Regions from separate parts of the Homo sapiens genome. Here region 1 is linked to region 2. Evidence: chromatin contacts called from ENCODE Hi-C or POLR2A ChIA-PET data. All regions are on one chromosome and are shown on one strand. Each heading gives the region's core, a stretch centred on a gene start or an enhancer-like site at or near the end of the contact. The rest is flanking DNA. Distances are from core to core; before and after follow the strand shown. Region 1 overlaps LINC02389 (long intergenic non-protein coding RNA 2389). Region 2 overlaps LINC02389 (long intergenic non-protein coding RNA 2389).

What was found. Hi-C counts contacts between places; a loop is a spot of excess contacts on that map. ChIA-PET counts read pairs that join two places held with the same protein, here RNA polymerase II (POLR2A).
Region 1: a map of CD4-positive, alpha-beta memory T cell shows a loop between it and region 2 (15-fold over the local background). The contact joins two enhancer-like sites. A Hi-C loop is called at or near these places in 2 of 168 maps with a recorded cell type or tissue (CD4-positive, alpha-beta memory T cell and transverse colon). POLR2A ChIA-PET finds 5 or more read pairs at or near these places in 1 of 52 experiments (naive thymus-derived CD4-positive, alpha-beta T cell).

The regions. Positions count from the first base shown.
Region 1 is chr12:64,944,979-64,947,924 of GRCh38, forward strand. The region is part of intron 2 of LINC02389 (long intergenic non-protein coding RNA 2389); the gene reads left to right. All of the region lies in intron 3 of LINC02231 (long intergenic non-protein coding RNA 2231), which reads right to left. Among named protein-coding and RNA genes, the nearest start is that of LINC02231, 46 kb to the right of the region's middle. Within about 2 kb of position 1,318, at least 7 of the 41 ENCODE cell types and tissues checked have a DNase peak (open chromatin) inside an H3K27ac peak, as active enhancers do.
Region 2 is chr12:64,911,277-64,914,497 of GRCh38, forward strand. The region is part of intron 2 of LINC02389 (long intergenic non-protein coding RNA 2389); the gene reads left to right. Among named protein-coding and RNA genes, the nearest start is that of LINC02389, 29 kb to the left of the region's middle. Within about 2 kb of position 1,415, at least 2 of the 41 ENCODE cell types and tissues checked have a DNase peak (open chromatin) inside an H3K27ac peak, as active enhancers do.

The sequences.
Region 1 (2,946 bases), core at 68-2,567, 34 kb after region 2:
GGGATGGGATCATACAGGCAGTAAGTACCAGAAGGCAGGGATCCCTGGAGGCCACCTTAGTGGTTGCCTGAAACATCCCGAGAGGAAGTCAGGGAGAGAGAATACCATCTGCTAGGAGTGAGCAGAGTTCACATGAGTTGAGAGGGGCCATAGGGACCCTGAAGATAAGGTGTGTCATGAGCACAGTTTCCTGGGACCTCGATTGTTGTGAGCATTGACTCATACTTCCATGTACATTGCTCCCTTTTGGCCTGGGCTGCTCTCTGAGCTCTATTTTATTCCTGTGAAGCATGTAATCCTAGCTACTTGGAAGGTGGAGGCAGGAGAATCACTTGAGCCTGGGAGGCAGAGGTTGCAGTGAGCTGAGATTGTGTCATTGCACTCCATTCTGGGCGACAAGAGTGAGACTCCATTTAAGAAAAAATAATGTTGCATTGGGTTGATGTTTGAAAATATATTACAACAGATGGGAAAGGGATGAAAACACCTGGGAATCACTGAGTCAAAACAACTCATCTGGGCATGCATAAAATGTTATCTCATTTTTTTTTTCTGGAGTAGAAAGAACATAGACTACAGAGCTTGATAGATCTAGTTTAAATTCCAGTTCTACCACTTACCAGCAGAGTGACCTTATGTTTTTTTCCTCATTTGAAAAATCTGGTAACAATACATAACTCTCTGGGTTGTACTGGGATTGATCAAACAATATACAAATGCTCCTCAATTTATGATGGGGTTACATGCTGATAAACTGATCATAAATGGAAAATATCATAAGTTAAAAATGTATTTAATATACTTAACCTTTTGAATGTAGCACCTTAACCTGGACTTACCTTAATCTTGCTCAGAACACTTACATTAGCCTACAGTTGGGCAAAATCATCTAACACAAAGACTACTATAATAAGGTGTTGAATAGCTTATATAATTTATTGAATACTGTACTGAAAGTGAAAACAGAATGCTTGTATGGGTACTTGAAGTATGGTTTCTACTAAATGTGCATCACTTTTGCAACATCATAAAGTAAAAAAAAAAAAATTGTAAGTTGAACCATCATAAGCCAGGGACTACCTGCATGTGAAATGCTCATGGTACACTGCATGGTACCCAGGAGGCATTCTAACTACAGAGCTCTGTACCCTTCCTTTCCCTTCATTATCCAGTTATCCGGTACGTGCATAGTGCTGACGTATCTTGGCATTGGCTAGCCAATTATCCAGAGCATCCCAGCATGCATGCAAAGAAAACTGCTCAGTGAGAATGGCTGTCTTTGTAAGGAGAATGTAGGGCTGGCTCTCTGCCTAGGATGCAGGGGTCAGTGGGGCTGCCGCCAGCCGTCTGCAGTGTTAGCCAGGGAAATCAACTCACAGTCCTCCTGGCATCTACTGCTGGACTTGGGTAAACATAATTACAGCCTTTAAAAAGAGAAGAGGGAAAGCAACCAAGATCCCCACTCACCATGTAAACAGGATGTCCACTGAATGGCAGCATGGAGATGTTTATGTTCTGTTCAGGGGACAATTGACAAAAGGCCTCTGGGAGCCTTTATTGCTGCCTGGGGCAGTGGCCTGCCAGCAGTGGTGGGGCTTGGGTTCTTCTGGGCATTGTGTGATTGTGAATGCTGAGCTTCAGCTGAGAGCTCTGGGGCTCTGTTGTCTGTAGCTGGGATGCAGTCCTTTGAGACTCTGGGTTGGTTGCCTGCCAAAGGCCCTTCATACAGATAAGGTCATTCTGGTGTCCAGTGCACAGTTTCCAGCAGGCCTCCAGTGACCTATGAAATAATGATCTTAACAACAGCCACCACTTAGAGCAAGGCAGTGGGCTAAATACTTCACATGGATTATCTGATTTACCTTTCACGATAACCCTTTGCATAATTTTATCATCCTCATTTTATAGCTGAGGAGGCTCTGCAAATGTAGGCCACTGGATTTGAAGTCAGATCAGCTGGATCCTCAAACCTGAGCTTAATAGTAAGCTAGGTGAAGGCAGGGACTATCTGTCAAGTTCAGCATGCTATCTCTAGGGCCCAGCATGTGTCTGAGAAAACATTTATTGACGAAATGACTAAAAAAAAAATCTACCAAAATGCTGTCCTCCACTGACTTTCTGCAGCACGTATTTTTTTTCCCCAGAGTGAGATTGTGTTGCACTATTTGTTCCACATGTCCCTGCTTCCACCGCAGTGACCCAGGGCACACATTGGTCAATGATGGCTGCCGTCGAGTTTTGGGTACCTACTGAGGCATAAATGTTGTGGAGTAATTGGACATGTGTCAAACCACGAAGTCAAATCTTGCTTCAGTCCAGTTTTCTGTGGAATTTTAGGCAAGGAAAGCATCTTTTGGGACCATCAAATGCATCCTGTTCCTGAAGGAGCAGAAACAGTGAAAGCGGACACTTGTCTCAGCTGGCCTCTGTCTCTAGCATGAAATCCCTGGAGAGTGATTTTGCAGCCCCTCTTCCAGAACACAGGTGGGTTTGAGTGGAGTTGTGAAGATAGCCTGAGCATGTTTCTCAGAAATGTCAGGAGGTGGTCCTTCTACCTTTAGAATTCTAAATAGAATTGGCCAATACTTGAGTGAAGGGAGGAGGCAAGCTTGCTTGTAGAAAGAACTAGGGCACTGACATGCCTACTCCAGAATACAGCATGGCCCTTCTCTAAAGTCTGAACTTTTAGATCAGAGGGAGACACAGCCTTCAGCCTTTCCCTTCTCCATTCAGGTCTCCTTGTGGAGAGACAATGAGTGGTGGCAGGAACTCCCCTGAAATGGATCTGCCTGGAGCTGAGGCCATAATTACCTCAATGTTGCTAGCATGTCACAATCAAGAGCAGGTCGTTGTTTTTAAATGGTCAAAGTTGTAGGAGTATCGCTGAAAAATAAAAAGCATTTCAAAGACTGCCCAGATTGGTGGTGTTTGTGTTGTTTGGGTGAT
Region 2 (3,221 bases), core at 165-2,664:
CACTCTTATCCCAGTGAGAGTGGATCTGAGAAGAAAGTTTTCATCTATCATTTCAAAGTCGTTTAGTAATTCACAAAGGCCATTCTGTAACATAATTGAGTTTCCATTTCTAAACAATGATATAATAACATAGTAGTTTGATCCAAAATTCTGTCCCAGAATGTCCCATTTCTTGGCAGTTATTTTAAATGGTGCAACTGAGCTTTATTGGATTTGGGGAATATTTCCCTTTCTCTATCCAGTGCTTTCTGAAGTTGTAATATTGCTTGATGAAAGGTGCCTTGTGAAAACACTGCCTTGTTTTATGAAAATATTATTCAACTTTTATGGTATAACTTTTCGCAGTATTTGCGTTAATATATTGATCTGGATATATCTAGAATTGTGTGATTTTAAAGCACAGTTTCTCTCTATATTTGTTATTATTTTTAACATCTCTAAAGATTGTTCCCAGTAGTCTTCTATATATCTTGTTTTTGTTATGTCTGATTCTAATTTTATCCAGGGACGGCTGTGGTTTGATGAGTTTAAATCACAGGAAGGACATGTGCCAAATTAAAGGCTTCTTGGTAATTTTTTGGGAGGATGCTGGGTATTTTTAACCCTCCCCTCTTACCAAGGAGAAATAGGTTTTTATAAGAATGTGTGTTTAAACATGTTTTTAAATGCATGACTTCTGAGGAAGTCTGAGAATGCTGCAAAGCAGGAAAGGGCTGGGGGATCACTGGCAAGGGAAACATAAAAATGAAATATTAATATGACCAGGCACTAGCTTCAAGGCATTTGTTCTCCAGAAAATAAATGATGCCACATTTCATTTTTTAAAGCTCGCTGTCTAACATAGTTGATATCTCTGTCTTCGTAGTTTAATTACAGGCCTAAGCAGTCACTGGAGAGGGAGGGCATCTGATCTTAGAATTGATTTTATTTATCGGTTGTGGTTGGGCTGGAGACCTCTGGGAAGCAGGCAGCTTCCAAGAATAGCAGATTTTAGGTGTTACTTACTTGCTTGACTCAAAGAACCGTTATTTCACTAGCATTCAGTAGCTGCCTGACTGTCCACAGGTGTAGCAGACTAAATGTCGTTATCCCTATGGGGAGTCTATCAAAAATTATCTGATTACACATAGAAAAAAATCCCCCAAATTAGAGTTGGGATGGGAAGTATGATTTGGTTAGCCAGCTGGGCTCCACAGCATATTAGAGCTGGAATCTTAATTTTAAGCAGAATAAGATATAAGGGGTCCAATATCTATTGAAATTATAAGCAACCTTTTGTGTGGCTGTGTACTTCTCTGGGGAAGCATGAATAGGCTTTATGAGATTCCCCCAAACAGCCACAACCTTGAAAAGTTGAGATCTCTTTCCAGGCAGATGAGTCAGTCTTCCCTCACTCTCCCATATAGGGTCTCTGCCAGGGAGGAATGCCAGCCCCAATGCGTACTGTGTTGATTTACTGAGAGCTTGAGTTGGAGAGCAGGAGCCACAATCTGATCCAAAGGCCAAGGCCAATGGTGTAAGTGGGTGAAGCGAGCCTGGGTGCAGGAGGGTGGCCAGAGACATGGATCCCCTTTCCAAAGGGAGCTGTCTTACCTTTTCCAGGGTGAGTTTTTGCCAAGCAGCAGTGCAGCCTACTTGCTGGATGTGTACATATCTCCCAGCATTTAAATGTCAGCAACTAATTCAAAATTTTGAAGAATACAGAACATACCCCACAAAAATGCTTATAGGCAGATTTGGCCAAGATCCTTTGGTTTGTCACTTTTCTGCCAGAGCAGCGGGTCCCATTGCAGGCAAAGTCAATTTCATAATGTATTTTTGGCCCCATTTTCATAGTGTATATTTGGTAACAGCTTCTTTTCTACTCCAAAATGAAATCTATACATAATGTAACTCACACATATAATCTTTTAAAAGTAAATATTTTGCCTTAACTGTAATACAAAGGAGAAGGAACAGGAAAGAAACTTGTAATAAATGTTTGTATTTTAACATGTAAATGCTCTAGTATGACTATATTAGAAGTTACAAAAGCCTGTATAAATCTCCAAAATGCTCCTTATGGGGCAGGATTGTCACCACTGAAAACCATGATGCTAGAGGCGACTTCCTCATCTAAATCCCATCTTGCTTCCTTAAAACTTTTCATTCATTAGTCTTGGCTCTGCCCTCTAGTGCCACATAGATCACATTTCATTTTGCCCTTATGGGGCAACTTTTCAAAAATAGGAAAAGAGTTTCTATCTCTCCCCTTAAGCCACTCACCCTTCTCATGCCCAGATCTTGTCTTCTCTGGCCAAGCCTTCCCAGTTCCTTCGACTATTCCTGACATAGTTCACCTTCTAACATCCTCTGTCATTCTGTTTTTCCTAAGTCTGGGTCCCTACCTCAGTCCTGAGTCCATCCTGCATGGTGGGATGTGTTTGAGCTGTCCTACACTTTCTTTCCTTACCCCCAACCAGGGGGCATTTATGGTCACCCGTGGGGGGATGCCTTAGATTGTGTGTTCCATGTGGCAGCCTTGGCCATTCTCCATGTCCCGGTGACTTAGGAGATGAAGCCCTTGTTCTGAGTGCTGGGCTGTGCCCTGAACATTCCATTATATTGAAGCAGCTCCAGTTGCCAGGTCTGACTGCATTTGCCCCATCGAATAAGCTCTAAGCTAATATTCTGACTTATGCAGTTAGCTGCAGCCACATCTCCTCATTTGCTGGCTCATTCAGCAGTTTCCTTTATTGCTTCCATCACCTTCTGAGTGCTGTTGTCCGTTCAACAGGTTAGCAGTTTTCCTAGTGTCCTGCTTTGCAGAGGAGGCCATTAGAGGAAGCCTGGGAAACTGATGAAATCAGTATTTTTTGCTCTTTTGTCCTAATGGGCTGTTTCCATCGTGCTCCACATCAACTACAGTGTGAAACTTGGCTGCCACTTTGAATCTACAACATGTTAAAACAACTTACTTAAGAATTCATGGGTTTAGCACAAAAATAGAGAGTAGAATGGTGGTTACTGGGGGCAGGGTGGGGTGGGGTGGGAGAAATGGGGACATGTGGGTCAAAGGATACAAACGTGCAGTTCTAAGATGAATAAGTTCCAGGATCTAATGTACAGCACAGTGACTATAGTTAATAATAATGTATCGTATACTTGAAGTTACCAAGGAGAGTTGGCCTTAAGTAATCTCCCCACAACAGAAATGTATGTGAGGTGATGGATATGTTAAT